Regions from separate parts of the Mus musculus genome. Here region 2 is linked to region 1. Evidence: chromatin loops called from intact Hi-C (ENCODE). Cell type or tissue: heart. All regions are shown on one strand. Each heading gives the region's core, and the rest is flanking DNA. Links, peaks and the distances in the headings are about the cores only.

Region 1 (15,142 bases), core at 2,715-10,714:
CCCATTTTTTAATGGGGTTATTTGGCTTTGTTTTTTTATTTGGCACTGTCTGAAAAAGCCTATTGAGGAGAGGGAGTTCATTAAAGATGTGGTAAACATTGTAACTTGGTGGGGGTGGAGGTGGGAGTTAATTCTAATTCTAGTGATGTTTCTGTTGCTGTGAAGTACCTGATTTCAGTTGTTGTGATAAAATACCTGATTTCTGTTGTTGTGATAAAAATACCTCATTAAAAAAAAAAAAAAGAAAGAACAGTTTCTGAGAAAGATGTTTCTTCAGTTTACAATCCAGATTGCAGTTCTTCATAACAGGAAGTCACAGTGGCAGGAACTCCAGGAAGCTTATCATATCACATTCACAGTCAAGAGCAGAAAGCAGTGAATTCATTTAGGCTTGCTGTGTTCAGTTTTGTTTACTTATGCTTAAGCAGATCAGAACCTCAGTCATAGGGAATGGTGCTACCCACAGTGGGCTGGCTCATCCCACATCAATAAACTGGATTAAGACCATTCTCTGAAGCCATGCCCAACTCTCTAAGACTGTTTTCCCAGGTGATGACTGTAGGTCAAGTTGACAGCGCTAACCATCACAATATGATACCAGCGTTGTTACAAATACATGACTTTTTGTAAGAATAATTTTTTTCCTCCTCCTCCTCTTCATCTTTGGTTTATTGAGACAGGGTTTCTCTGTATAGCTCTGGCTATCTTGGAACTCACTGTGCAGACCAGGCTGGCCTCAAATTCAGAGATCCATCTGTCTCTGCCTTCCAAGTGCTGACATTAAAGCTGTGCGCCACCACTGCCTGGCTGAGAATATGTTTCCTATTGATTCTAAACTAGGAAGACTTCTTGATCTTTTATGTGATGAGATGGGAATATTTTATAGAAAATTTAAATCAACCTATAACTCTCTCGGAAAAGTACATATTTTGGCGGTTAGTTCAAGATGAGGTAGTGAACTTTTAAAAAATTCACAGACAGAAACAATTATCCCAGAACCTCATTTATTTAAGGGTTTTTTTACCCCTTCCCATGTTTGTCCGGGATTTGCTCTTTGATGCTTCAGATTGAAGTGGGGGCAAAATGATAATTCTGATTTTTTTTATTTTGTAACTTCTTCCACTGTGACCAGAAGGGAGATTTCCCATGGTAGTAGTGGTTCTTTTTAAGCAAAGGGAAAACTTTTTTTTCTCTATTGAGAAATTATCTTTTTTTTTTTTTCTAATAACCACTGAGGTAACTGGCTGTATTCTGAGTTAATATGGTTATCTAGCTTCATTAACATGCTGCATTTCCATCTTTTCAGGGTGTGAACAACTTCGTGCAGTACAAGTTTAGTCACTTGCCATCGAAAGAGAGGCAGACAACGATCGAGCTGGCCAAGATGTTTCTGAACCGCATCAACTACTGGCATCTGGAGGCTCCATCTCAGCGGAGACTACGGTCTCCCAATGATGACATCTCTGGATACAAGGAAAACTACACAAGGTAACTGAGTTCGAATCCTGCAGCCTGGCTCCAAAGAGAACCTTTCAAGGCATGAAATTACTATTCACTTCTGCTCTGCTCAGTGACTCCATTCACTCAGACAGCATGCCTATGCAGTTTAGTTTCAAGTTCTAGTTTTAATTAATTAATTAATTAATTAATAATGTATTTATATTTATTTGTCTCTCTGCCCTGCCATGTATGTGGGGGTTGTAGAAACAGGCTTGTAGGGATCGGCTCTCTCTACCATGTGATACAGAGAAATGTTACCCAGTCCTCAGGTTTGGTGGCAAGAACCATTATCCACTGAGCCATCTTACTAGCCCTGATGATATTTTAGATAAATTAAATTAAATAGGGTTAATTTAACTTCTAGTTTTTATTTCTTCAATGTGGCTACTATGTGATTTACAACATCTACAGGAGCCAAGACACATGCCTTTAAATCCAACATTTGAGAGGCAGAAGCAAGCAGATCTCTGAAAAGACCAGCTTAGTCTACTTTAGTGAGTTCCATATTATATGCTCAACCAATGCTATATAATAAGACACTGTCACAAAGAAAAAAATGTTAGAACATGGCTTATATTTTTTCATTTAACTTTTTGGTTTTAATTTTAATGATTACAATATCATATAGTATATTGACATGAAGGATAAATTAGAAAACAATTCTGCATGTTCATTTTCCAAAATATAAAGGCTTACATTCATCTTCAGTTAAGTAGCTGTGGGAAGAAATTTTATCTCTTTCCATGATATTCATACCATGTATGGACTTGTTTGAGAGAGGGTGCATGTAGCCCGGGTATCCTTGAACTCACTATATAGCCCAGGTGAATTCTGAGATTACAGGTGTGTACCACCAATCCTGTGCTTGTAGCTCTTACTGGAGAAAATTATTGTTTCATCAAGAAAAAAAGGGACAAAAGAGAAAGAAAGAAAGAAAGAAAGAAAGAAAGGAAGGAAGGAAGGAAGGAAGGAAGGAAGAAAGAAGGAAAGAAGGAAAGAAGGAAAGAAGGAAAGAAGGAAAGAAGGAAAGAAGGAAAGAAGGAAAGAAGGAAAGAAGGAAAGAAAGGAAGGTGAATAATTAAAAAAAGAGGTGTGTGCATACCTGTGCTCTGAAGATGCTAAAAGTGGAGGCAGGATGATTGTGAGTTTCAGGCCACAGTCTTTAAGAGGGGGTTTGGAGGTTTGAGGTAGAATGGAAGGAGAAGAAAGAGAATTAAATGTTAAAGAAACACGAGCGATATTGCCAAATTTTAGAAAACAAAGTGAAGCTGGGTGTGGTGGTGTATGCCTTTAATCAAAGCACTTGAGAGGCAGATCTCTGAGTTGGGGGGCAGCCTGAATGAGTTTCCGGACAGCCAGAACTATACAGAGAAACACTGTCTGCAAAAAAAAAACCAAAAACCAAAAAACAAAAAACAAAAAACAAAAAACAAACAAACAAACAAAAAACCCAACCCAAACCAACCAACCAACCAAACCAAACCAAACCCAAATAATTAGTAGAGGGAGGCACTTCGGAACTATCAAGAAATGGTTGGCACATAATAGATACTTAGAGAGTGGCAAAACCAGAAATTGGGCTCTCAGTGGGCTCAGGGCTTGTCTCTGGTCCCACCTTCCTCTATCTGTGTGAGCTGTAGAGCAGCCTTCTCTTTCCTTACTCTCAGCTTCTTGCTCTGTGGAGTTGTATCCTCTGAGAAGTTTGCACTGCTGTCTGGCATAAACCAGTTACAGGGAAGATTTTGGGTTTTGTTTTCACCTGCCTCCCCCACCAGTGCTATCTAGAACACAGTCTGCCAATGTAGGGTTGTCAAGACTAATGGACAGTTGAACGAGAGTGTTGGTATTTGAGTGAGACTTTTGAAGCTGTCATAGTATATGATAGAAACAGGAGAAGAGTCCTTTGGTGCTCAGCTTCCCCCCTGGACCAAAAAGGTGGAGCTAACCATGAGAAGAGAAACCTGCCCAGAGACAGTGGATATGTCCCTGTATGTCCTGGGACCTGTTCATTTCTAGACCAAGAGACTCTGTTTATAATAGGAGGGAATGAAGGTAGATGCATTCACCTCAGCGTCCTCCATCATGCCCTTTGATGAAAGGAAACAGGGAGAAGAACCCAGCAAAGTTGAGGACAATTGGGGAAAAAAAAATAAAACAACAAACAGACCATACTTACAGAACACTATTAACGTAAAAATGAGGCAAGTGGGATTCTCTGTGGTGAATAAAGGTCTGAAGCTTTATTTATTGAAAAAAGTAAAAAGCAACCTGAGATGGCACATGTCTATAATCTTAGTCCCAGGGATGTGATCCCAGGAGGGTCAGGACTGCAAGGCCAGACAGCTACAGGAGACCCCACCTCAAAATACAAAATAAATGAAACGGATTTAACAGAATTGCTTGGCACTCTTATGAGTAAAAGAAAAGGTGTTTTAAGTTTTACATTATTGTTTAGTCAGTTGTGGTAGTTCATGGATCTTGGTGTTTGAGGCTAGCCTGCTCTACACAGCTAGTTCCAGGCCAGCCAGGGCTACGAAAAGAGACCCTATCTCAAAACCAACCAACCAACCAGCCAACCAACCAGATAATTAAATCTTTTATTATGATATTCATAAACCATAATTTTTATAGCAGAAATGCCAGTTTCTTGATTGTCAGATACCTATAATGCATTTTAGACACAAGCTAGCACTGCTTAGATACAGATGTGAAGCCCAGATAGGGGCCACATGTGCAAAATAGTACCTACACTGTATGAATATGTATATATGTATGTATATATCCATATATGTCTGTCTGTCTGTCTGTCTGTCTGTCTGTCTGTCTGTCTGTCTATCTATCTATCTATCTATCTATCTACCTACCTACCTACCTACCTACCTACCTACCTACCTACCTATCTATCTATCTATCTATCTATCTATCTATCTATCTATCATCCATCTATAGAGAGGAGTGAGCTGAGAGAGGAAAACAGAAGTAGTGTAGTGTTTTAAGACTATGAATCTGGGAAGATTGCTCAGTGATTTACTGCACACACTGCTCTTGCAGGGGACTGGTGTTTGGTTCCCAGCACTCATATTAGGTGGCTCATAACCACCTGTGTGTAACTCCAGTTCCAAGGGATCCAACACTGTGTTCCTCCTCAGGCACTAGGCACACATGGTGCATATACATAAATACAGACAAAACGCTATAACATACATAGACTAAAATTTAAAAAGAAGAAAAGGTTGTGGATCAAGGCAGACATAATAACACCAACTCGCTTCTCCCCAAGGAGTGACTCATGCTTGTAACCCCGGTGCTTAGGGGTCTGAGGTAGCAGTTTTGCCATGAGTTCAAAGCCAGGCTACACTACAGAGTAAAGCTGTCTCAAAATATGGGGGTAGGGTGGGACGCAAGCAAAAAGCTTTTTCCTTCTCGTCTACCCATCTTCTTTCTTTCCCTCCCTCTCTTCCCCTTCCCTGGATAGTTCAGATTGGTGTTGAACCTACCATTCTCCTGCCTTGGCCTACCATGTAAGGAGAATTATGGGTGTGTATGATCATGAAAGTCTTCCTGCTAAGAGACACAGCACAGCTCCATTGCCCCCTACATAGGATCGTTTGGGGTCAGATACAGACTGAGGCCCCCTAGGTGTACAGCAGCACGCCATTCATTCCTGCCCTTGCTTCACCTTACCTGTTAGCGTCCTCATTGGATGGAGGAAGGTTTTTATTTTTTATTTTTATTGTTTTGGATAGCAGCCCTGGCCTGGAAGAGGGGGGTTTGTGCAATGACACATTCCCATGGCGTCTCCCATACTTACTGCTACACTCTGGGAATCCCATGATCTCTGCTTACTGCTGTCTCTGGAAGTAGTAGAGTCCACCACATCTGTAGACTGGAAATCCAAGGGACGGTTTCTGAATCTTTTCATTTTCAAGCACTAGCGTTGAAGGAAGTTTTCTAAATTAGATGGCCCCGATGGTCAGCTCGCTGCAGACCTCTGGTCAGGTCAAGCAAACTGGGTTTCTCTTCTATCCCACAGTGCTGAAAGCAGCCTTGACTTTGAGGCTGCAGAGTATACCTAGGTGACAGATGGTCAAAGCTTCTTACTTCCTGCGCCTGACTGGGGTTTGAACAGTCTTAAAGCTCTTTATCTTCCCCCCACAGCTTCGGCAGTAAGAGAGTGTCATCTAGGCAGTTCATTCATTCATTTGTTCATTCTATGTATCATAAAAAAGAAGAAAAGTGTGTGTGTGTGTGTGTGTGTGTGTGTATGTGTGTGTGTGTGTGTGTGCACGTGCATGCGTGTGTGCTTGCATGTATTTGAGAGGAACACAGTATTAATATGTAGCTAGCCCAGACCGGCCACAAACTTACATGATCCTTCTCTCTTGGCCACCTGAATACTGCAATCACAGGGATATGCCATCATGCCTATAGGTATTTTATTAGGTTTTATTACATTTTATTTATGGTGTGTGCGTGAAATGTTGGCAGCAAGTGATTTTTCCCCTTAAGTGACGCCACATAAGGAAATGCCTCTGTTGCCTTTCCTTTTTGTTTCTCACTTATATAGCTTGCTTATTTATTTATTTATTTATTTATTTATTTATTTATTTATTTATTTTCAGTTCTGGGCTCAAATCTAGGACCTTGCTCATGCTAAGTGAGCTTTCTGCCTCTGAGCTACATCCCAAACCCACTTTATATACATACTTTAAATTTTTTTTTTTTTTTTTTTTTTAGTTTTAAGTACTTCAGACTATCTAAATATCTACACCTACCAAATAACTTAAAGAAAGAAATTTTTCCAAGTCTCTGATTAGACAAGGTCCTTTAGGCCAGTGAGATGTGGTATACACATTTTTCAGCTGCTTACTATCAGTCTTTAAAAATAGGCTGTTTCAGATTAGTAGGTCTTCTAATTGAGGTGCTCTATTTGAATCTGACCTTACATGGACAGTGACAGGATTATACCTTACAGTACATCTGATTATGCCACATTTTGGCTTCCCACGATTCAGCAACCCATGCAGGCAGCCATATTTCCTTGGTGTTCAATGTGTTAAGTATAAATTCTCCTCCTTGGTCCTCAGGAACTTCTGTGCTGGCATGCAGGGATGTTGGGCTCAGTCCTCAGTACTCTTCCACTTTAGCGTCTACAGTGCTGGGATTATTGGACATTGCTCCTGCCTATACTTTCAGCATAAGCTCAAATTATACTCTGTACCTTACTCGTGCTATCTCATTCTCTAGAGTCCAGTGAAGTAGTTGTGACTTGTCTCTGTTTTATAGGCAAGAAGGTGGGCACTGAACAGTGTAGTATATCCATGTAGTTAGTCAAGTGGCATAGCAGTATTGGATTCCAGGCTCCCTGCACAACAGAATAGGAAGAGGCCAACAGGTCTACCAGCTGCTCTTATCCTGCACTCACTTCTTGCTAGTAATCTTGCTGGTTGATCTTGCTGGCTGGTATTGAAGGTCTCGTTTCTTCCACTGAGCTTCATTGTCTAGAAGGTCTTTGTGATAGGATGTTTGGATGGCTGGGACTTGATGGCTTCTTTGTGATTGGATGTTTTGGGTGGCTGGGACTTGTTGGCTTACTGATGGAACTTGTCTCCTTCTTGCAGGTGGTTGTGCTACTGCAATGTACCGCAGTTCTGTGACAGCTTACCTCGGTACGAAACCACAAAGGTGTTTGGGAGAACATTGCTTCGCTCGGTCTTCACCATCATGAGACGACAGCTCTTGGAACAAGCCAGACAGGAAAAAGACAAACTGCCTCTTGAGAAACGCACGCTTATCCTCACACATTTCCCAAAGTAAGGGGTGGTGCTTATGGGATTTTGCTTCATCCCAGGGCCTGAGGATGTGGAGAATAGGCCAAAGCCTGCTTAAGTACCAAAATCATGAACATCCGAGTATATCAGTGCTTTCACGGACTCCTGTGGTTAAATAAGACACAGAAACTTCTAATAATTTAAAGCTGTTGGCCTTTGGTGGGACAGTCTCTCAGCTAGGTCGTCTAAATTTATCCTAACTTCTCTGCCATCCAGTCTCTTCCCATGCTTCTCACTTCCTACTTACAGTTCTTTCAATTCCTTCATGCCCTGCCTCTACCTTCTCTTTGAGTGTCCTTCTTCCATCCTGCTTCTCTGAGGGGAAGCCATCAGCTCTTTATTATACAAAAGCCATACTCTAATCTGAACCAAGCAGCATCAAGACAATACCCATTCATCTCTTAGGGTTGCCTTTAGGCTATGAGAGCTGCCTGACCTTCATCTTTTGGGCATGTGAGAAAGGACAAGCATTTACATATAGAAAACCTGGTGATGGACCATAGAAATGAGAATATCAAAATCCTGAGTGTTGTGATCAAATGTGTGTACCCAGCCATTATTAATTTTTGTGGTACTGACACTGGAATTGAATTTAGAGCTTTTTTTTTTTTTTTTTTAAAGACAGGGTCTCTCAATGTAACAGCCCTGACTGTCCTGGAACTCACTCGGTAGGCTAGACTGGCCTCAAACTCACAGAGATCTGCCTCCCAAGTGCTGGGATTAAAGGCCTGTATGTTTTGTATGTTTGTTTTCCTTTTTTGTTTTTGTTTTTTTTTTTTTTTTTTGTAGTCCCTTTCTGAATTGCCCAGACTGATCTTGAAGTGGTGATCTTTCTGCCTCAGCCTCCTGAGTACCTGGGATTCCAGACTGGTGCCAGTAGGTCTGGTTTCTTGTACTGGTTCTAACAAGTGCCTTTCCACTACTCTCTGAATTGTTACAAGATTCCTTCCTTGTTTTTCTTTCTCTCTTTTTCCAACCCCATTGGTTAATTTCTCACCCACCCTCTTTTCTTTGTTTCTGCACTTTCCATATTTCTCTTTCTTCTCTCAGTATTGAAGTGGGGAAAAAGGTACTCTGTGGTGGCATCGGGCTATTTCCTGTTGCTGGCCTCCAGTTGCTGTTGAGATGCGGTTGGTTGCCTTAGTGTGTTGTGAAGTCCATACAGCAGATCCCCACTGGTCTCAGTTCAGACCCTGCTCTTTAGTAGTCATGGGAATATGGAATGCTTGTTCCATCCCTCTGCACTTTGCATGTTTCCATGGTGCAGTGGATTCTATTTCACAGTGGCCTTAGGAGGCTCAACTAAGGGCATCAATCCCTCACCACACTGTCAAGTAATGAGAGCTGTGTAATAGGGGATACCTAATCACAGCAGTAGTGAGGCGAGTCAGTGTGGAGTTCCAGAAGCTCCAGGAGCAGGACAGGCATGGGTGTAAGGGCCTAGTCAGTACACAGTGACATTGGTGGTGGTTTCTACGCCAATGACTTCCACATAGACAGCTGGAATCTGCTGTGCATCTCACCAAGTATACATCATCTGCTTAGTACTCTAGCCAGTGCCCTACCAAGCTACTCAGGGGTAAAGGAGATGTTTATAGAGACACAATCTGTACTTGAATACACAGGAATGTCCATCTGAATCCATCTCTGGCATCATAATTCTAATGCATTTTCTAACTGAAGTGGGAACCCTGTTGCTTGGTGAAGGTTGCTACAGGTGACTGATGCTCTGGTAGTAAAGTAATGGTATATTTTATTTATTTATGTAGAAAGTTTTTATTTTATTTGTGTGGGTGATTTGCCTGAGTGTGTATCTGTGCACCACGTGCATGTGTGGTGTCCATAGAAGCCTGAAGAGGACACATCACTGCAACTGAAGTTTCAGATGTTTGTGAGCTACCATGTGGGGGCTGGGAATTGAACCTGGTTCCTGTGGAAATGCTGCCAATGTTGTTCTAGATCACTCAGCCATTTTTTCCTGCCCCTATTTTTAATTAAAAATACTGTTATTAACTCTTTGTTAATTTCATATATTTTGATCATTTTCATCTCCACACACTCCTCCCAGATCCACCCTTTGTCTCCTCTTTTCTTTTTTTCCTTTTTTGGTTTTTCGAGACAGGGTTTCGCTGTGTAGCCCTGGCTGTCCTGGAACTCACTCTGTAGACCAGGCTGGCCTCGAACTCAGAAATCCGCCTGCCTCTGCCTCCCAAGTGCTGGGATTAAAGGCGTGCACCACCACTGCCTGGCTTCTCTTTTATTTTTAAATGACCCATCAAGTCCAATTTGTACTGCCCCTATACTTCTTATTGTGGGGATATCCAATGGAACATGGTTGACCTACCAGAATCCAGACCCTTAAAACTGACTTTCCTACCCAGAAGCCATCTTTTGAGCCTACTCCCACTCCAACTTGGATTGTTGACCTGCCTGATCTTGCATATGTCTTGTACAGGCATCCGCAGATGCTGTGAGTTACTGCGTGTAGTGGTTCTTATGTCCTGAGGACATTGTATTGCAGTCTTTCCTGACATCTTATAGTCTTTTTGTTCCCTCTTCCAAGATGGTTTTTGAGCCTTGAGGAATATTTATAAATTTTAGAAGCTCATTCTTGTTATTTTCTGTGCCTAGGTTTCTGTCCATGTTGGAAGAAGAAGTGTATAGTCAAAATTCTCCTATCTGGGATCAGGATTTTCTCTCAGCCTCTTCCAGAACCAGCCCGCTAGGAATCCAAACAGGTACATCCCTTTTATATAAATTGGAAAGCAACCAGGAAGCTCAAGCCAGGGTGTTAGTTGTAGTGTTGCGTTTATTTGTTTGTCATAAGGAAATAGATGTCTAGAGCCTGTAAGTCTGGTATCTGCATCACTGTTAATGAAGAACAAGTAAATACTAACTCAAATTCTTCAACTGTGTTTTGTTGATGAGCAGTGCAAGCACAAACCAAACAGTTGAAACCACGTTAAACACAGGAAGTCTTAGTTTTCATAGTCGGATTAATGGAGGATCAAATGTCAGGCAGCTCAGCTCTGTCAGGAGATAGTGACCTTTTGAAGATGCTAATGCAATTGTATTTATTTTCTTTTCTGTTGCTATAATAAAATTCTCTGATAAAAAAGCAATCTAGGGCTGGTGAGATGGCTCAGTGGGTAAGAGCACCCGACTGCTCTTCCGAAGGTCCGGAGTTCAAATCCCAGCAACCACATGGTGGCTCACAACCATCTGTAACAAGATCTGACGCCCTTTTCTGGAGTGTCTAAAGACAGCTACAGTGTACTTACATATAATAAATAAATAAATCTTTAAAAAAAAAAAGCAATCTAGGTGATAAAGGGCTTTGTGGAGGTGTATTTTGGCTTGTAATTCTAGAGGAACAGTCTGTCATGACTGGGAAATCATGACAGCAGGCAGAGGAAGCTGTCTATCACATTTCATCCTTACACAGAAAATTGAGAGACAGAAAACTGGGGTGAGGGCATAAAACCTCAAAGCCATCCCTCAGTGAGTGTACTGCCTTCAGCAAGCGTTCACTTGGTAATGAATTTATAACCACCAAAAATTGCACTACCAGCCAGGAACCGATTGTTTAATTCTATGAGCCTATGGGGGACATTTCATACTCAAACTGCAGTAACAGTTGTTGGCAAGATATGTCCAGGAATCAAGCCTCAGTCTGGCTTCTTCACCTGGGACATCTATTTTCTAAAAGATGGTGGGGTTGTGAGCGAGAGAAGGCGATTCTGCTTTCAGTATGCAAAGTACTTCTCAACGGGGCCAGATTGTTTTTGCTATCATCTTTAGCAGTGTTAAGTCCATCTTTATAATGCACTAGGAGTTTTGACATACATGCGCTGTTTGAGGTGACATTGTTGCTTAGTTCTTTGATGAAAGGTCTCTGGAAAATCTCTTCCTGCGTGTAAAAACTCATTGTGACCTTTGCCTGATCAGACTCCTCCTTTTTTGCCTACCTTCGGGTTAGGTCACTGCCATGGCACAGGCTGGCTATGGCAGAGGTTGTCTCTGTGGCTAAGCTTGTACCCTTAAGTCAGGCCATTCATTCTGGTATTACTCGATGCCAGTCAGGAGTGAGCTGTCATCTCCTGTTCTACTGTAATTACAATGTGTTCTTTGCTGGGAAAGTAGAATGTAATCACCTAAATTGCCCTGTCTGCACACCCGTGCCACAGTGATAAATGGCTGTCATAATAATGACTTTGAAGTTCTGTCAGCTATTCCCGTGTCTTCTGGATCTCCAGAGCTGCTTCTGTTCACATACTTCGAGATTCAGAACCCTGTATGCTCGGAGCCTGTGTGCCAGCTTTGCTTTTTAGCACATTCTGAGCCTTCTTTTAGAGGTGCAGAGGGCAAAATTACTCGATGTCGCTCAGACTAGCCTTCAAGTCTTGGGCTGAAGCAATTTCCTGTCAAGTACCTGGAGCTGCAGGTGCCACTGTACCCATTTTTCTTGTGATTCAGTTGCCTACAGTTAGAAGCATCAGGGGTTGCTGGCTTATTGTCACCTGGGTTGCATATTGAATCCCGTGACTTGGCTGCTGGGAACATCTGCAGAGTGAACCACTATTCAGTGAGAAATGTCAGTGAATGACCTCGTTGGCTACCCATGTGGAAGTGTTCCTGAGAGTGCTCACTACTTACCATCTCTCACCTCTTCAGCTACAAATCAGTGCCACACCCAACAAAAGCAACATCCTACAGTGAAAAACACCAATGCAATTTATTTGGAAATAAAAACTCAGACAAACAAAGCAGTTATAAGCTTAACAGAGCATTGGAGTCTTAGGAAATGACACACTTGATATTAAATAAGAATTGCTCCCTTCCTATCCACCCCTTCCCATTCACTGTGTGTGTGTGTTGAGGCAGCGGACACACACACTCATACACACACAAACACACACACACTCCTCCTCATACTGCTATTTCAACATCATTTTTGTTGCTGTGATGAAACACCATGTCCAAGAACAACTCAGAGGAAAGGTTTATTTTGGCTTGCTCTTCTGAGGGCAATAGTCCATGGTTGCAGGAAAAGTATGGGAGCTGGTGGCAGGAGCAGGAAGGTTGCTAATCACGTTTCCTTCTCATGGGAAGCAGAGAAGGCAGGAAGGGAGTAGGGTGAGGCTGTAAACCTTCAAGCCTGCCTTTAGTGACGTACCTTCTTCCGCAAAGCTGCAGGTCAGTGTTAAATAACCTTTGCAGACAACACCTCCAGCCTTGGACCAAATATAAAAGAGCCCACAGAGAAAGAACATTTGTCACTCAAAGTACCACACCTAGCCTATTATGTATTTTCTCAGAAATCAGTTCACAATTATAAATATTCCCACTTATCAACTCCTCTCAGAGCAAAGGACATTCTCTTACATGAGAATGGTGTTCTTGTTAAAGTCAGTAAGTGTATCTGGGTGCAATATTATCTAATGGATAGACTGCCTATCATTTTTTTTTTTGGCCTCTTTTCTTGGTAAGACAGCATTTTAATAATCTCTAGACTATTAAGCACCCCTAGAGGCTGTGGATAAGGCTAGTCTACTAATATTGGTAGGAGGCCTGCTTACTTGTTAATGTGGAGTCCTTTGACTTTCTTCGCTTCAGGGAAAATTCATCCTGGGAAGAACTTTTAGGCTTTGTCCAAACCCCACCCTTGGCAATTCTGCTCATGAAGTTCAGCCTCCACGTCCAGTCTTCCTTTACCTGGTTTCATCAGGATGGCTACCATGATGGCTTTTTTTTAAAAGCGCAAACATCTTTCCTTATTGACTTCGTGGCATATGTCTTCATGAAAAAAATCTTCACTGTCTTGTTTGTTCACTATTTTATCAGTTTGAACTTGGCTACACCATTCCTCTGTTCAGTGAGTTATACTCCATGACTGTCTAGCATCTTGGTGCTCTGCAGTTTTTTTTTTAGCATGGTGTTTATGGTGTTAGGCAGTCATAGGATGGCTTTATGGTCTCACATGTCCTTGAGTCTTGTTGTCAAAGAAAAGAGCCACCTAACATTCTCTCCTTTTTTTTTTCTCTTGGGGCAGTAATCAGTCCTCCTGTTACTGGGACAGCATTGTTCAGTTCAAATTCCACTTCCCATGAGCAGATCAATGGAGGGAGAACAAGTCCTGGATGCAGAGGCTCTTCTGGGCTTGAAGCAAACCCGGGTAAGCTACCAAGGGAGTAAGAGAGCACTGCAGCGCACACTGGGAGCTCAGTCAGTGGCAGAGCCCCTCAGCTAGATTTAAACCCACTACCAGTTGTGTTTCCCCACAACATTAATGTTCGGATGTCTCTTTGCATTAGACTTTGGGAGTGTACTGCTGTGTAACAAACAAGCCAGCAGCACGGAACTATAACTATAAAAAACTTTTTTTTTAAGACTTATTTATTCTATGTGAGTACACCGTTGCTCTCTTCAGGCACACCAGAAGAGGGCATCGGATCTCATTATAAGTGGTTTTGAGCCATCATGTGGTTGCTGGGACTTGAACTCAGAACCTCCAGAAAAGCAATTGGTGCTCTTAACCACTGAGCCATCTCCCCAGCCCATAACTATAAAAACTTACAGCACCCATGAGATATATCCTTTGGTGGTGGTCAAATTTCTGCTAGTCTCATTCACTTTTGCCTGGGCTTACTCAAAACTCTGTGGCTTGGCTAAAGCATTTAAAGGGGAAGCAGCTTTCTTTCATGTGTATCTCCTTCTCTGGGGATGTTGTCCTGTACACATGTTCTTGAGACAGTAGCATCACCATAGGTCATTCTGAGATATGCAGTGTTGTCTATAGGAAACTGTTTCTAGCCAGAAACCCTTGCAGTGCACTAAGTAAATCCATTTTCTTTCTCAAAACAAAAGAAATAATCAGTGTCTTGAGGTGAAGACTGCCTTTTTCTGGTACCCCAAATCACATGGTTCCACTTGGAGTCGCATCGCAGCAGGGGAGAAATGAAGGGATGCTGCTGGCAAGTCCTGTGGGAAAGATTTCAAAGTTACATGCAAATCATGGAACATGATGACTTCTTGGCCAAAAAAAATCTTAAGATAATCTATGCTTATCTTCAAAACCAACCTTCATAGAATTGGTACAATTGGAAGGAAAGCCATCTATGAAGCCTTTCTTATAGATGATGTACTTTGTAGTATTCTGTTTTTTTTTTTTTAAAGTTAGTGAGTACAGTGTGAAAGTGTGTTAATGAGCTTCATATTTGAGGAACAAATTGCATTTGGACATTGAAAAGTTACTATTTTCTTCTTTTTTTAAGTGAACAACCCCTCAGGTATTTCTGTGTAGTGCTGCTGTCCTAGAAATTGCTATACAGACCAGGCTGCCCTCAAACTCACAGAGATCTACCTACTTTGTCAGTGTTAGGATTAAAGGCATGCGGTACCATGCCTGCTTTCAAATTACTATTCGTATTTTTATTCAGTTATTGGATTGGGGATGTAGCTCAATGGTGGAGTGCTTGCCTGGAACGTATAAAGCTCTGGGTTCTAGCCTCAACAATACATGTGTGCACACACATATACACACACAAACACACAGATGTGTGCACACATGAGTGAACACACAATGCTTGCACCAGATTAAAAAAATAGATGCAGGTAATAATAGTAAAAGGAAAAGAAAGCCAGAAAAATCAAATGTGAGTATGGAAAGGAGAAAAGGTCATAACAAGGTGGGTGTGGTAATGCTAACTATAATCCCAGCAGTTAGGAGGCTGAGCTCAGAGGATTTCAGGACTGACTTTGTTTTTATAGTATGTCAAATGCCAGACGTGGTTACATCAGACATGGACATA
Region 2 (15,142 bases), core at 4,743-12,742, 130 kb before region 1:
TTACTGGAATTACAGGATGGAGCCACCATTCTAACCTGGGCTACACTATAGGCTTAAGTTTAAAACTTTTAGACTATAGAAGTAGCTCTGTGGTACAGTGTTTGTATTGTGTTCCTGAAGCCTGGATTCTATCCTCAGCTTCTAGATTTCATTTCAGATTAAACTATTTCCTTTCTATAAAGAAATACCAAGCTGGGGCTGGTGAGATGGCTCAGCGGGTAAGAGCACTGACTACTCTTCCAAAGGTCCTGAGTTCAAATCCCAGTAACTACATGGTGGCTTGCAACCACTTGTAATGAAATCTGCCGCCCTCTTCTGGTTTGTCTGAAATAAATAAATCTTTTTTTTTTTTTAAATCATAAACTTTAGAGTACAATCATGAGATGTTACATCTATAGTTGTTAGAAAGCCTATGTTTCCATTACAATCATCTACTTTAAAAAAAAAGAAAAAAGAAATACCAAGCTAAGCTGTGGTGGCACATGCCTTTAATCCCAGCACTTGATAGGTAAAAGAAGATGGGTCGGGGCTGGTGAGATGGCTCAGTGGGTAAGAGCACCCGACTGCTCTTCAGAAGGTCCAGAGTTCAAATCCCAGCAACCACATGGTGGCTCACAACCATCTGTAACGAGATCTGACTCCTTCTTCTGGAGTGTTTGAAGACAGCTACAGTGTACTTACATATAAATAAATACATAAATACATAAAAAAAAAAAAAAAAGAAGATGGGTCTTCAAGTGAGACCAGCCTGGTCTACAGAATGAATTTCAGCACAGCCAAGGTTACACACAAACACAAACATATGTGTTTGGGATTGGAGTCGTTCTTTGATAAAGTTAGTTTAGCAAATCTCATAGAAAATATGGTACAGTCCAATTAAAGAGTCCTTACTGAAGTTCATTTCCTTCCACCTCCTCATCTGAGTCAGGTGTGATTATAGAAAGTCCATAGAGGAGAAATTTATGCTCATTCCAAAACCCAACTTGGTGTTGATTATAATATGATATATAGTGCTGTTTTATTCGGTTTCCTTAGTTGTGAGTCCTGCATCCACTCTGCAACAGGGCTTCACAGCTTGAGGATACAGAACACAGAGTTTGACTGCACTCTGTGCCAAACTGGGCTTGTATTGTAGGAAAGTGCCAAAGCACTACTTGTGGTGGGAAAGAGCAGTCTGAGGTACAAGACAGCCAGAGCTAGTTGGGGGGAGGGAGTGGGGGGCCTGGTCCCAGGCAAAGCCTTCGAAGAGGCTGGGGCTCTAGACTTCCCAGGCACTTGAATACCCAGGCACATTTGGAAGTGGTGGAAGAACTGAGAACAGTGGGGTCTGGGGAGGGGGGCTGGTTTTAGCCCTGGGCTAGGGAGTGGGAGCAGGATGGGGAGCTCCGACTGGTCTCATGGGAAGAGTGCTTGTATTGACTGCAGGCTCAGGCTTTATGGTGGTCTTGGCTGGGAATGCAGAGAGGCCTTCTATGGGAGATGAGACAGCTGCTCTGTAGGCACAGGTCTTCTCTATGGCTCCCCACTGAGGATCCTGATGAGAAAAGACAGTCTGTAGTTCTGAATCATATATTGCCATGGTGGAAAGTGGATGTGTAAAACCATACCCCACTTCTCAGGGAGGGCCTGAGTTTAAATACCTTTTACAGGGAGGAGTGTTTGGGAAGGATTGGCTACACCCTCCAGGTCTCTATATACCTCATTAGCATGGAAGTCTGTCTTGAACCTATGTGACCAAAGGTCACGTCCTTTTCCTCATCTGCATGTGGAGGGGCTTGGGCTGTTTCGGGGGGTGGGGGGGCTACAGCTAGTGGCAAGGGCCTGGTGCCCAAGAGCAAGTGAAGCTCCTACCATCTCTTCAGGGTCTCAGGGGCTTCTAGCCTTAGCTCAACCAGGGACCAGGTTACCTTTCACCATCCTCTTCCCATACCTAGTACCATTGTTAATCCATTTACTGGGCATTACATGTAAATGCATCTGACTGAACATTTATCATTATTATACATTACCGAACCTTCTCTAGAGTAATTTCTAGGATGACTCAGTGGAGTCTTCCTTCCCAAGCATCAGTGCAGGTCCTGCTTCCTGAAGCTAAGATTCTAAAGATAATATTGATGAAGGGAAAGTAGGCAAAATAAAGGGCTAAAAAATGGCAAGATGGAGGTATATGGCTTAGTGATAGTTAACTTGTGTAATGTGTATGTAAGGTCCAGGATTCAGGTCGGCATTGGACATAAAACACCACTCTTGGTCGTATTGCTGCTTAGTCCTCAGGATAAAGCCATGTGTCTAGCAGGTGAACTTTAGTGGGGAGCATATTCCACATAACCAGTATTCTAGCAATATATAATATAGCAATTTATAATCCACAAAGCTGTTCATGTGTATTAAGTATTGGTATTTGTAGATCAAATCAGGGTTTGTCATAGCCCAAGAAGGAAAAGATGTTATAAGTCGTGTAATTGATTGGATTACACAATAAAGGACAAGTTTGGTTGGGTTGATTATTCTGTCAATAGAATTTGTTCACATCCTGACTTGACTTAGAATTATTTGTGATAGCCCAGAGAATGTTGCTGTAATGTGAGCTTCTTTATAAATTTTGTAGCTGGCCATGGTCTATTGGCTTGGATTTTATGTGTGTCTTGCTTGGTTTTGTTTTTCAAAATGGAAATCTTGATATGCTACTCGGGCTAGTTTTAATTAACTTCCTGGACTCAAATGATTGTTCCAACTCCTTCTCTGTACTGAATCATGGTAATTACAGTCATGCCGCACCATGTCCAGCAGCTTGTATATAATAGACAGTTAATGATTATAAAACACGCTAATTGGGGCAGGAGAGATGGATGGCTCAGCGAATAAGAGCACTGACTGCTCTTCTGAAGGTCCTGAGTTAAAATCCCAGCAACCACATGGTGGTTCACAACCATCGACAGTGAGATCCGTTGCCCTCTTCTGGTGTGTCTGAAAACTGAGTGTACTTACAACAATAAATAAATCTTTTTTAAAAAAAAAAAAACAAAAAAAAGGCTAAGTGTAGCTAAGTGGTACTAGACTTCCCTAGTGTGCACAGGACCCAATACGACATAAGAAAACTGTGATTTCTAAGGGAATTGATATAAGAATTATCTGTAGTCCTAGTTAAATTTAAGTTTAAATGGTATATCTACAATTGGCCTCTACCTACTACTTCGAAAATACTAAGAGATTAAACGCTTTTAATACAGCAAAGAGTGGGGATTATTGTTTGGGGAAGAGTATTTTTATTTTTGTGGGTTGTTTGGTGCTTTGTTTTGCTTTTTGGCATTTAGTAAGTAATAAACCTTTGAAAAGAGCCAACAGTCACATAAAACTTTGGAAATAACCCAACAGGGAGAGTATTATAAAGAAGCAGGTCTAAGTGATTTTAATATGAATAATACAATTTTATTTTGTTTATTTCTCAGCTAAAAAGCTGCCAAAGAATGAACCACAGAATCCTGGTGCAAACTCAGCCAGAGGACGAGGAGTAGACCTTACTGAGCCTGCACAGCCAGCCAGAAGCCAGTGTTGTAGTAACTGAGCTCCAGTGTGAACTTCCTGAATGGCAAAAACCATGGAGTTGGGAGCATTTAGCCGGCCCAGTGTGACTTCCAAAAAGAGACTATGGTAGAATCAAGTTTCTAATTCTGAATTATTTTGAGTGTTTTGAACTTAATTTTTAATAACATGCATGTGCTCCTCCAGCAGTAGAAAGGAAAATGAGGACTGTGTGTACACTTGTTCCATGTGAAAGTGCAGGGGAACAGCTCATCTCCAGTGGGTATGGACCCACTCTTAACCCACCCAGTCTCCAAACTGGGATAATAGTCAGGAATGACATGTTCAAAATTACTAATGTATGCTTTAGAAAACATTTTTAGAAGACTTACGCTTAACAATAAAACCCAAGCAAATGGTGTAATTTGATTTTCTTAAAAAGTCTACATTTCACATATTAATAAAGCAATCCCAACAAAACAGTCTTGCATCTCCAGAAAGAAGGAATGAATATTGATGACATCTTAATTTTATTCAGTCCCATTACTTCTTAAAATTTGATTGAAAAAATTAAGTCACATGTAACCCCATGCTGTTTTAGGAATATGAAACCGATAAATGCATTTTAATGATAGTGGTCCCTTCATATGAGCTTCTTTTAAAAAGTGGAAACAAACCAGGTATCTGCTTTCTAGTTAATCACTGTTGGCTATTCCATAGAGGTGTGTCTGGAACAGGGAGGGGGCTCTGCTTCCCTTTGGGCATAATTAGTCAGTGCACTAACAATTATGTACATTCAAACTTGATTATTTTAAATATGATCTTCAGCTGTACTGTAAATAGAGTACTGCATTGTAGTCTCCATATGTTTATTATTTCCTATAATATTTAAGAATTGCCTAAACATATACAAAATGTACAGTTACTAAAACAGCTAATTATTTCTTTCTTCCCCTATGAAAGGAAGGGGCTTTGCTGTTCTTACATGGCTAGAACCATAATAAACAATGTACTTGCAATTGTAACATAAGTATTACAATGTTATTAGTAATAATCTTGAAGCCTTGTTTTTTGAAGTCCATTTTATTTTAATCAGTATATTGCACTAATTATTTTAGGTATTTTCATTATATGAAATCTACCATGTGTCAGATGATTTAATCTATTTAAGTGTTGATCTGCTAGCAGAACTTGTACATTTTACAGTAACTCAAAACTAGTAAGGAGAACAGTTCACCGGTGTTTAGTTTTATATTGAGGTGCTCAGGTTGGAATAAAGTGATGTAAAAAGCAACACTGAGTTTTCTCTGTCTTTGACATAAAGTATACACCATAATACGCATGATATATAAGCTGCAGCTTTTGTATTTCCTTCCCGGTCTAAGGAATGGTTTTCACGGGAGTCTTTGTAGCACTGTTTGCTGTTCTAGGTCATTGGAATGTTTTTATGTCAGCCTGTGATACTCGCTCCCATTGAGAAACATTACCATAACAGTGATGCTGTCTCTGGAACCCCCTTCTATTGCAGCACTTACAAGTTCACAGCCAATGTACTCAGCTGCACCTTTGTAGAAATTCTTAATACATAGTTCTTTCTCATTTTCCTGCTTACTGTCTATAGTGGGTAAGCTGCTATTTTCTTTTGTGCTACAAGGGTCATAAGGGGTCACTTTTGGAGAAAATGTACCCTGATGAGTGTAAGCTTCAGCATATATTGAGTCAGATAGCCCTTTCGTCCCATCTGCAGTTGACATAATGTCTTCATTTTCAGGCTGGTACTGGAACAGCACTCGGATGTTACTGTCTGGTGGGGAAAGAAGGCCTATAGGTGGCCAGGGTTTGCTTTTAGGGCGAGGAACATGGGTTTCTTTATATGCATGAAACAAGGTGATTACCAGTGCAGTGACTTCCTTCTTGTCCAAAACTTGCCAAAGTCCATTAGTGGCTAAGATGAGAAACTGACATAGATCATCTATAGGGACAGAGATTGTTTGCGGTGCTGGAATAATGGACTTTTTTAGTCTGAGGTTTCCATGGAATCCAAGACCCCGGGTGGTTTTGATGTGCCCATCCAGGAGGCCATAGGGGTCATCTGAACTGATCACTGCTTCGCTGTAAAGGACTCTTCTTCTTTCTTTGGTGTTTCGTGTACTGTGTTCCTTGGTCAGGCAAAACCCTTTTCCATTTCTGCATAAGACTGCTTGCACGTTTCCTAGACAAGTGTTTTGTTGTTTAAGAGAAAGAGATCAAAAGATTAATCATCAGTTCATATTAACATATGCAACTTACTAATTCTGTTTCAATGCTAAACACAAAGTATGACATGTAAATATTTCTAGAATATGTAAGCTCAACACTGTACACATCCTAATTCAAATCTCAGTGATAACCAGTAGACTTTAAAACACTTAACAAAACAAAAACAAAAAAAAACCTACAGGTCATGAAAAATAATTTCTAAATTAATTTTTTTATGAAACTGTTTCAAAGAATGGTTTTTACTGTTTTTTAACATCTATTCAGATTTTTAAATATTCAAATAAAGGGTTTTTTTAATGTTTAAATTATGTGTATGTGCACATGAGGGTGGGTGTCTGTAGAGTCCAGAAGAGAGCATTGGATTCCCTAGAGCAGAAGTTAGTTTGCCATGACCCACCCAAATGGACGTTGGGAACTCTCTAGGGGAGCACCAAGTATTCCTAAACACTGAAACATCTTCCCAGCACCAAGTAATTAACAAACAACAACAAAATCTTTGGTGGGGTTTTGAGAGGTGACCCAGCAATAAAGAGGTCCTCTAGCAGAGTACCTGAATTCAATTACTAACATCATGTAGGTTAGCACACAATTGCTTGTAGTTTCAGGTATAAGGAGACCTGATGCCCTTGGCCTCTGTACTTGTGTGCACAGGACCACATACACATAAAAATGAGAAATCCTTAAAGGACAAAAACTGTTGGGGGCTGTTAAGAAAGTTAGTTAAAGACAGCTGCTACCAGGCCTGCTAATCTTGAGTTCCATTCTTGGGTCTCACATGGTGAAAAGAATTGTCTCCTACAAGTTGTCCTCTGACCTTCATATACAGGTATATACACACACAATCAATCAATAAATAATAAATGGATGAATAAATGAACAAAGTATGTATACATATATATATACATATGTATATTACTGGTCAAAGTTAAAACTCAAATGTATTTAGGATATGGATGATAAAATTCCACTGTTAAGTGTCCATCCTAGGTTTCCTTAATGTGTAATTAAACAGTTCTATAAGAATTCATGTTGGGGAAATAGGCAGCCACATTAAACTCTTGACAGTTGTTAACTGAAGTCTTCAGTAAGAGATGGCAGTATGGTATGACCATAGTTGAGATAAACCTGGGATATTTGCAACATTTTGCTTCATTAATGTCCTGAAGTCTAAATCTGGTCCAGACAGATTAAAAGATGCTGTTAGAAGGGGTTTGGATTTTTTTTGTTTGTTTTCCCCAAGATTTTAGAATCATCATATGTTTAAGAACAAGCAGTAGTTTTTGGTACAGCATTGTGATTCACAGCATATCTCAGGTGGCATTGGTATCTGAATACTCTGCCCCTGAAAATTAAAATTCCTACTTTAATATGCCAGTTCTAAAAGCAAAATTTGGTGGGGGCAGTGAGATGGTTCAGTGTGAAGAGACACTTGATGACCTGTTTGAGCTAGACCCCATATGGTGGAAGGAGAGAACCTGATCCCCAAAGCTGCCCTTGACTTCAACATGCATGCTGTGGCATACATGCACGTGTACCACACACTTTAAAATAAGAATATTCTGTCAGGTGGGGGTGGTGTGCCAGCACTCAAGAAGCAGAGACCTGTGAGTTCCAGGACAGTCAGGCTACACACAGTGAACCCTGTCTACAATCAAAGAATATTTAGGCCTCTAACAGTGCTATACTTGGAATCAGAATTTTGTTGCTAATGTGTTCAATTCTGTTTCTTCAACTTTTAACTTATTTTTGTTTTTCTTTTGATTAATTTTGAAATAGAGTTTCAATATGTAGCCCATGCTGACCTAAACTTGAGATCTTCCTGTGTCTGCCTCATTTCAGAAAAACTTTTTGATTTGTTTAGCAAATAAGAATCTAGGCTTAAAAGGCTGAAGTCTGTCCAACTGGTATGATTTGACAGAAAGCCTAACCTGATGTGAGATAAACAGTAGTCTTGCCTCATTAACATAATAGAATGAATGCTAATTGAGGTCCTGGGTTGCTTGCAAAATGTGACCCTGTGCTATGCAAATTATGCTCCCGCAGTCTGCACAAATTTCTATTTTCATTCTTCTTTTATCCTAACTTGTGGATCTTTTACTTTGATCTGTAGCAGGTAAGTCAGTAATTATTGAGTGGGGAGGTTTGGTTTGGTTTGGTTCGGTTCGGTTCGGTTCGGTTTGGTTTTGAGACAAACTTCATATAGCCTGAGCTGGCCTTGAACTGTCTTTGTAGTTGACAGTGTCTTAAAATTCCCAGTCCTCCTTCTATCAGGTGCTATCATGCCTTCTTTATGGGTTTTAGGAGACATTCTGAAAACTGAGCAATGTCACCAGCAAAGCAACACATTGCATTTAATGTGGCAACTGGATAAACTATTAGGATGTAGTTCAGCACCTTTCTTAAAATAGAGAAAGTGTATGTATGTGTAAGTAATGCTACTATAGGTTTAAAACTATGTGGGGGGAGTAGCTCAACTTTCTAATGTTCTATGTGACAGCTTGAATTCACATACTAGCTTAAGCAGGAAGATGGTAAGCAAGCACTTTGGCTTTATACACTTCTGTAATATGGCAGATACATGTGACTATTCTGGTTTTTAAAAGGAGTAGTAACTTGGTAGTATAAGGCAGGTGGATTGCAAGAGTGAGGCCACTGTGTCCAAAAAACAAAGGGGGCAGTAATAGTCACTGTGGATCAGGGTCTAGCCCATCTCACCAAACACGATCCTGGGCAATGTACTGTAATGTTGTAAACAACGTGGGTCTCCACGTGTTGATGAGTTGATGCAGAAAAAACAAAGTTCTTAAGTCAGAAGATGATAATGGGCTGGAGAGATGGATCACTGGTTAAGAACACTTAGTGGGGGGCTGGTGAGATGGCTCAGTGGGTTAGAGCACCCGACTGCTCTTCCAGAGGTCTGGAGTTCAAATCCCAGCAACCACATGGTGGCTCACAACCATCTGTAACAAGATCCGATGCCCTCTTCTGGAGTGTCTGAAGACAGCTACAGTGTACTTACATATAATAAATAAATAAATCTTAAAAAAAAAAAAAGAACACTTAGTGACCTGTCAGGTGGTTCACAACTGCCAATAACTACAGCTCTGGGGGATCTAATGTGCTCTCTTCAAACTCCACAGGTACCTGCACATACGTTACACTCACAAAAACACATAAGAATAAATTCTTTGTAACTTCTAGCTTCTTGTCTTTAGTGACTGACTAAATCTCAGAAAATGGGAGAGGAAAACAAAACACTAAAGGTGAGAGAAAGGGGGAAGAACGGAAAGATGAGAAGGGAAGAGAAAGGAAGAAAATTTGACATGGTGGCTAGTATCTGTAACCTCAGTACTCAGAATGAGGCAGGATTGCCACAAGTTGGAGGACAGGCTGGGTTAGAGTGAGATCCTGTCTCCAAAAGGAAGAAAATGGCTTGCCAGTATGGAGTTTATAACATCCAGTATGTTGAGATGCTCAGAATGAGGCAGAAGGATTGCCACAAGTTAGGAGGACAGCCTGGATTAGAGTTAAAAAGAAAGAAAAGATGGCTTGCCAGTAGAAAGAAAACTAACCCTGAAAGTTGTCTGGTCTCCACACATGCACCATGATCTTTGTGAGCTCAGGTCATCTGCATTTAGAAAAATATTTACTTCAAAAAAGGAAAAAAATAGAAGAGTGAAACAAAGCACAGATTAAAGGAGCATTTGTAGGCAGCTGGTAGGGTCCAATGGACTAACACAAATGATGTGAGTGATCTTAGACAGGAGCCTTAAAGAGAAATAGATCCATCAGTCAAATAAATGGCTTAAAATCTGAGAAAGAGAAAATCTTTCAAGTAGCCACAAGGAGGAGCCACATTCTGAACAAGAGAGGCTTAGACAGGGATGCCAGCCAGGCCAAACAGGGAAACAGATTCCAACAACTGAGAAAAATCTGCCAGTCTGTAATTCCACACCAATTGATTATTTCCTTTAAAATCAAGGCAAATAATATCTTAAAATTCATCACTAGCCTTGTATGGGTGGTGTATTCCTTTTTCCTAGCCCTTAGGAGACTGAAGCAAGTGGATCTCAGTGAGCTTGAAGCCAGTCTGGATTACAGAGCTACAGGTCAGTCAGGGATACATAATAGAGACCCTGTCTCAAAGAAAGGAAGGAAAGAAAACAACAGGACATCCACATGGTAGAAACCAAGGAATTTTCCGGGTAGGAAACAAACCAAATGAATAGGTCAGCATAATGGAATTAAGAACAAAAGGAGTAGGAGTTCCTGAAAGACGTAAATACAAAATGATGCATATAGAAATACATATATAAACATCATTGTATGATCAAAATAGTGATTGAGCCAGATTACACACCTGTAATTCCAGTACTCTAGAATGAGAACGGTGAAAGCAGGGGAGGGGGGCGTTTGCCAGGCTAACTATACTGACCTAGTTCTGGTGTCAACTGGATGCTGATAAGAGTCATCAGAGAGGAAGGAGCCTCTATGAGATCCAGGATTTTCTCAATTAGTGATCAGAATGAAAGGCTCCAGCCCATGGTAGATAGTGCCATCCCTGGGCTAGAGTGGTACTATAAGAAACAGGCTAAGAAAGCCAGTAAACAGAACCCCTCCATGCCTTCTGAGTTTGAGTTCATGTCCTGACTTGCAATGTCTATGATCTGGAAGTATAAGCTAAATCTTGCTTTTTGCATTTCTCGCAGTCATAGAAACCCTGACTAAGATAACAACTAGCTTAAGTTACCTAGAAAGACCATCTCAAAAGGGGGGGGGGGGGTGGCGCTAAAAAGCTGGTTCAGGGGTTAAGTGCAAATATACCAAATGAAATGACAATACTGAATGAAGGAATGTAGAGAAATCACTTTTTAGCCATTGCTAAGTGGATAGTGTCCTGTAGACACCATTCTGAAAAGCTGTGGCAATTCCACCTACCCCCACCCCCACCCCTGCAGACATGACCCTGTATATGTATATGTATGAGTGTAAGTACTTTAATCCCATAAGGATTTAATGAAGTAAAGAAGTAAAAGATAAAGGAGAATTGTCAGATAGAATATAAATTAGAAAGGATAAGGACGAGAACTTAGCCAGGGCTGATTGCTGACACCCCAGTTTTGAGAGGCAGAGGAATTCCGTGTTGAAAGTAAGAACAACAAAGTGGGCCTTGTGAGAAGAGTTTGCCCAGTATCTTAGCCAGTTTAAAGCTCAGAAAACTGAAGGAAAAATGGTTCCTCTATTAGGAAATTAATACCACATGGTCACTGAGAATGAAACAACAATCTGTTACACACGCGTTGGTCTCTCCTTAGGAAAGTCACTGCAGTTAGTAGGGTGCTTGGCAAGCATTCAGTCTAGCAGCCCCAAGAGTTAGGGTACATGTCTGTAAGTCCAGCTCTCAATAGGAAGGAAGGCAGGATGATCAGAAGTTCAAGGAAACTCCCCTGGACTATACAGTGAGTCTGAGGCGAACCTGGGAAACAAGAGTCCTGTCCCCAAAAGTATACAAGATTGTCTTAGCAGTTATTAATCAACTTTCCACCCTCAAAAAGAGTGGGTTCCTTATGTCCATTTTGTTTGGATCTAGGCATAGTTACTGTTTTTAACCTGTACGACATCTCTGTTATGTCATTTGGAATTGTTTTAACTTACTGTCTACACACACAGAGAAGGAGGGAATAAGAGGGAGGGGGGAGAAATATGAAACATACTATAAATAAAGTAAGTAAAGAGGCCCTGGCCACACCAGCTGTCTAGAAGATGCAGAAACTAATTTATCTGCCTGGAAGACCAGAGTCACCCAGAAAGGACACTCTCCAACCTTTTGAGTGGCCTGCAGGATGTGCAGTGTGCTCCAGGTTCCCAGCCTTTGTGAACTGTCACCCATGCTGGCAATGGGCTTTAGTGATACAGTGTCTAAGAGTTATTTCTGCCCCTGTAAGTAACCCTCCTCCATAATCAGCTAAGTAGCTCCAGTAAAACTCATCTGTTCCCCACATTGGACTTTGATGGTCTCCATACTTTGGTCTATCATGGGCTCCTTATCTGGGGGTACTTAGAAGTGTGTATTTTGTCTTCCCAGGAAAAGTTTCATTACACAATTCATACCAGTACCCATAAAAATAGTTGCTTGGTTTTTGTGTCTGCAGTCTATTTAAACTGGAATTTTTGTTTGTTTGTTTCTTAGTTGTTCAGTGCAATTTCTGCACATTAGCAAATTGCTAAATAACAGTGGTTTTAGCAGCATGAGTAGGCATTTACAGATATTTAGGATGCAAATGAAGATACATACCAGCATTTGCCAGGTGTAGTACTCCAGATATGATCTGTGGAGTCTTCTGGAAGGGAAGACTGGTGGAACCCTGCTGATAGGTTTTTTCCCAGTCTTTATTAGCATGTGGGTTCTTAATCCCACCCTCTAATATACAAGTGAGTGCCGAGCAGCCGCTCCAGCGAACCCGGGAAGTCTCATTCCTTCCAAGCCGTAGAAGCCTATCCATTCTCCAAAATGCCTTTGCAAAGGCTTTGTGTGTATCCTCATACTCCCGTCTACTAGTTCTGAAGGTTTTGTATGTGGAAGAGAAGGCCTCTTCTCTGGCTCTGTATTCCTCCCTGAACACCGTGTCAAAGGAATTGATGAGTTGCTTCTGCTCAGCTGTCATTTGGTAGGAAGGATCCTGTATAGACAATTGATGGAGAAGTAAAACCTGAAACTCCTTTGATGCCAGGTCTGCTGCTGCATAACCGTAATGGCTATCAAATAAACCGAAAAAGCACACATTGGCCTTATCACCAAAATCGTTCACGACCGTGAATTTACAGTTCGGCTCCGCTTTCCAGGCTGAATTATTATTGCTACAGATGGCTATACCTTTAATCATCAGATGGTTGCTGTTTGGAGAATACGTAGAAGTCTCGCCAACCTTATCACAAAGTTTGAAGTATGATGGAACTTGTTTCTTCCAAAGAAACTCAAATGCGTAGTTCACATTGTGAAGGACTTTTTCATTGTATGTAGAAGATCTCAAAAGGTTAGAGATTATACACTCTCTATGAAGACTGACCAGTTTGGGCTTTGGTTGCCTCCCTCCCATCCACTGGAAACCCAGCATACTCAGAGCATTGTGATGTTTCTTATGGAGAAAATTCCTAGCTTTGTTCAGTTCTCGGTAGCAGACAGAGCAGGGGAATGTGACCATGTCACCAGAAATCAGCTGCTCAGTGGAATCCTCCAGGTCGATGGAGCGCTTTGGTCTAGGCCTTCTCCTTTTGCCAACCATTTTGCCAATCTTGAGATTCTCATCAGAAGTAAATGTTGAAGTTTTCTCATCCCACACTTTTGATCTCCAAAACACTCTGGGAGAAAGATGAAATGTGTGGTTCAGTGGTTAAGAGCACCTGTTGTGTTTGCATAGGACCCACATGAGGCTCATAACACCAGTAACTCATTCCAGACCTGATGGCCTTTTCTGACCTCTGTCTACCACTGCGTGCACATGCAGACAAAATACTTATACACATAAAATACATTTTAGAATATTTTAAGATGATTCCTGAAAGAAATAGTACACTCTCTTTGCACAGTCTTATTCATGATTTTATAGAAACCTACAGTTGAGTTTTATAAAGCCCCCCAAAAAGGTCCTTAACAAATCACTGATTGTTCCATGTTGGCCTAAGTGAAATTAAGTGCCCAGTCCACAAATTCAGCTAGACATCTGAACAAATACTCAGAGAAATAATATTTTACTCCAGCTATGAAGAAACATTTTATTTTATAAGTGTGTGCGTGCACGTGCAGATGATAGAGGCCAAACGAGAACATTCGATGCCCTCTTCCACCATGCTTCTCCTATTCCTTTGAGGCAGAATCTCTCCTGACACTGAAGACAGAAAAATAGCTGGACTGGGACTTCCTGGCTACCAGCCTCACCAAAAAGAAAAAAGTGAGTTCCAGATCCACCAAGGACCTGCCTCAAAGGATTAAGGCTTAAATGATAGAAGAGAGCCCAGCACACACTCTCATATACAATTTTAACATAAAATCCATTTGTAATTTTTAAATGTTTTCAATATAATTTATAGCCCAAAACAAGGTAGCAATGAGGTTGAGGTTGGCTTTGGCTACATGGTGAGTTTCTGTCTGGGAAAAAGAAAACCAAGAAAACCATAGAGTGTTACCAACTAACCTCCGTTAAACTAGTCAGGTCTCAATCTCAATAATAACGTTTTCTTTTCCATTTTGGTCATTATTGATCCCAGGGCTAGGCAAATGCAGTGTCTCTGAACCATAGCTCCAGCCTGTAATTAACTATTATATGTCTTTACAAATGAATGGATGACTAGAGAGTAGAGGGAGAAAGGAAAAATATTTTCTACAAGCCAGGAGTGATGGGAGCCCAACACACTTATAATCCCAGTACTCAGGAGGCTGAAACAAAATTGAGAGCTTGAGACCAGCTCTGGATATGTACTGAGACCTTGACTTTACCACACACATATCCAAATGTAAACTTTCTGAGAGTCCTAAAACCTATCTACAGGAGTCCCACAGATTGCCCTATAGCCATTACCTGAGCACACTTCCATCTCTTTGTGATGACCCAGGGTCATCCTAACTCTTTTCTACTTAACATATTTATATCATCTGCCAGGTCACAGACATACTTTCTACTAGGGACCCTAAGTGGCCATACTGGGGCTGACACAAGTAGGTGGTTTTCACTACTCTTCCTTGTCAGGAGCCATCCAGAAAAGGCTAAAGGCAAATAAGTTTTCTGGAGATGGCCCACCATTTTTTACATGGCTTATGATGAGTGAACTCTGAGAGGCAAGATCCCAATAGACTTCATCCCAGGATCACTTCTTACTGCTGATATACTTTTTCCTATCCCTATTACACAGCTTAATGATTCCTGGGCATCAGCCTACCTTCTTGACCAAATTTTCTGCAGATCAACATGAAGATGAACTTTCATGAGCTAATGCTGTTTAGATGAATGAATGGCTTTATAGAATTCCTGATTTGGTCAGTTTAGGGGAAAAAAAAAAGTATTCAGGAGATGGTTTTATCTGTTTTACCAGAAAGATGTAATAGTCAGAATCAAGAATAGAATGTACTCACTCCTCATAGAGGAAAGGAAGGAAAGGCTGCATAGTAAGGAATACAATGAGCTTTCACAATTAACACTAAAAAGAAAAATAGGGTTGGGACAAATTTGTGATCAAGGTAAAACATCCATGCTAGGTCAGATCCAAGGATGAAGCCACAGGTGGGCACTGTGATCAAGTGAGGCCATGGGGAAGTGCTGCTTTGAACTTAACTATCAACATCCTTCTATAGTTGCCCCCTTTGTAT

Evidence for each region. A loop is a pair of places that touch in the nucleus more often than their neighbours do. Peaks named below come from ENCODE experiments on the same cell type or tissue, not always from the same donor. Only the 100,000 strongest peaks of a DNase experiment are listed, where the experiment ranks them.
Region 2: a loop joins it to region 1, with 2.1 times the contacts of the local background. A loop is called at or near these places in 3 of 42 quality-filtered maps.

The regions. Positions count from the first base shown.
Region 1 is chr17:53,631,231-53,646,372 of GRCm38, forward strand. Kat2b (K(lysine) acetyltransferase 2B) reads left to right here. Exons shown (of 18, transcript NM_020005.4): 5 at 1,307-1,488; 6 at 7,122-7,313; 7 at 9,963-10,069; 8 at 13,384-13,506. Among named protein-coding and RNA genes, the nearest start is that of Sgo1, 51 kb to the right of the region's middle. In heart, for the core only: no CTCF peak of the experiment used is centred there; no DNase peak of the experiment used is centred there.
Region 2 is chr17:53,502,865-53,518,006 of GRCm38, forward strand. It overlaps Rab5a (RAB5A, member RAS oncogene family), which reads left to right. Exons shown (of 6, transcript NM_025887.4): 6 at 3,450-4,814. The coding sequence ends at 3,565. Pp2d1 (protein phosphatase 2C-like domain containing 1) reads right to left here. Exons shown (of 3, transcript NM_173449.3): 2 at 12,077-13,140; 3 at 4,596-5,734. The coding sequence ends at 4,968. Among named protein-coding and RNA genes, the nearest start is that of Pp2d1, 29 kb to the right of the region's middle. In heart, for the core only: a CTCF peak has its summit at 9,627 (motif pointing right); no DNase peak of the experiment used is centred there.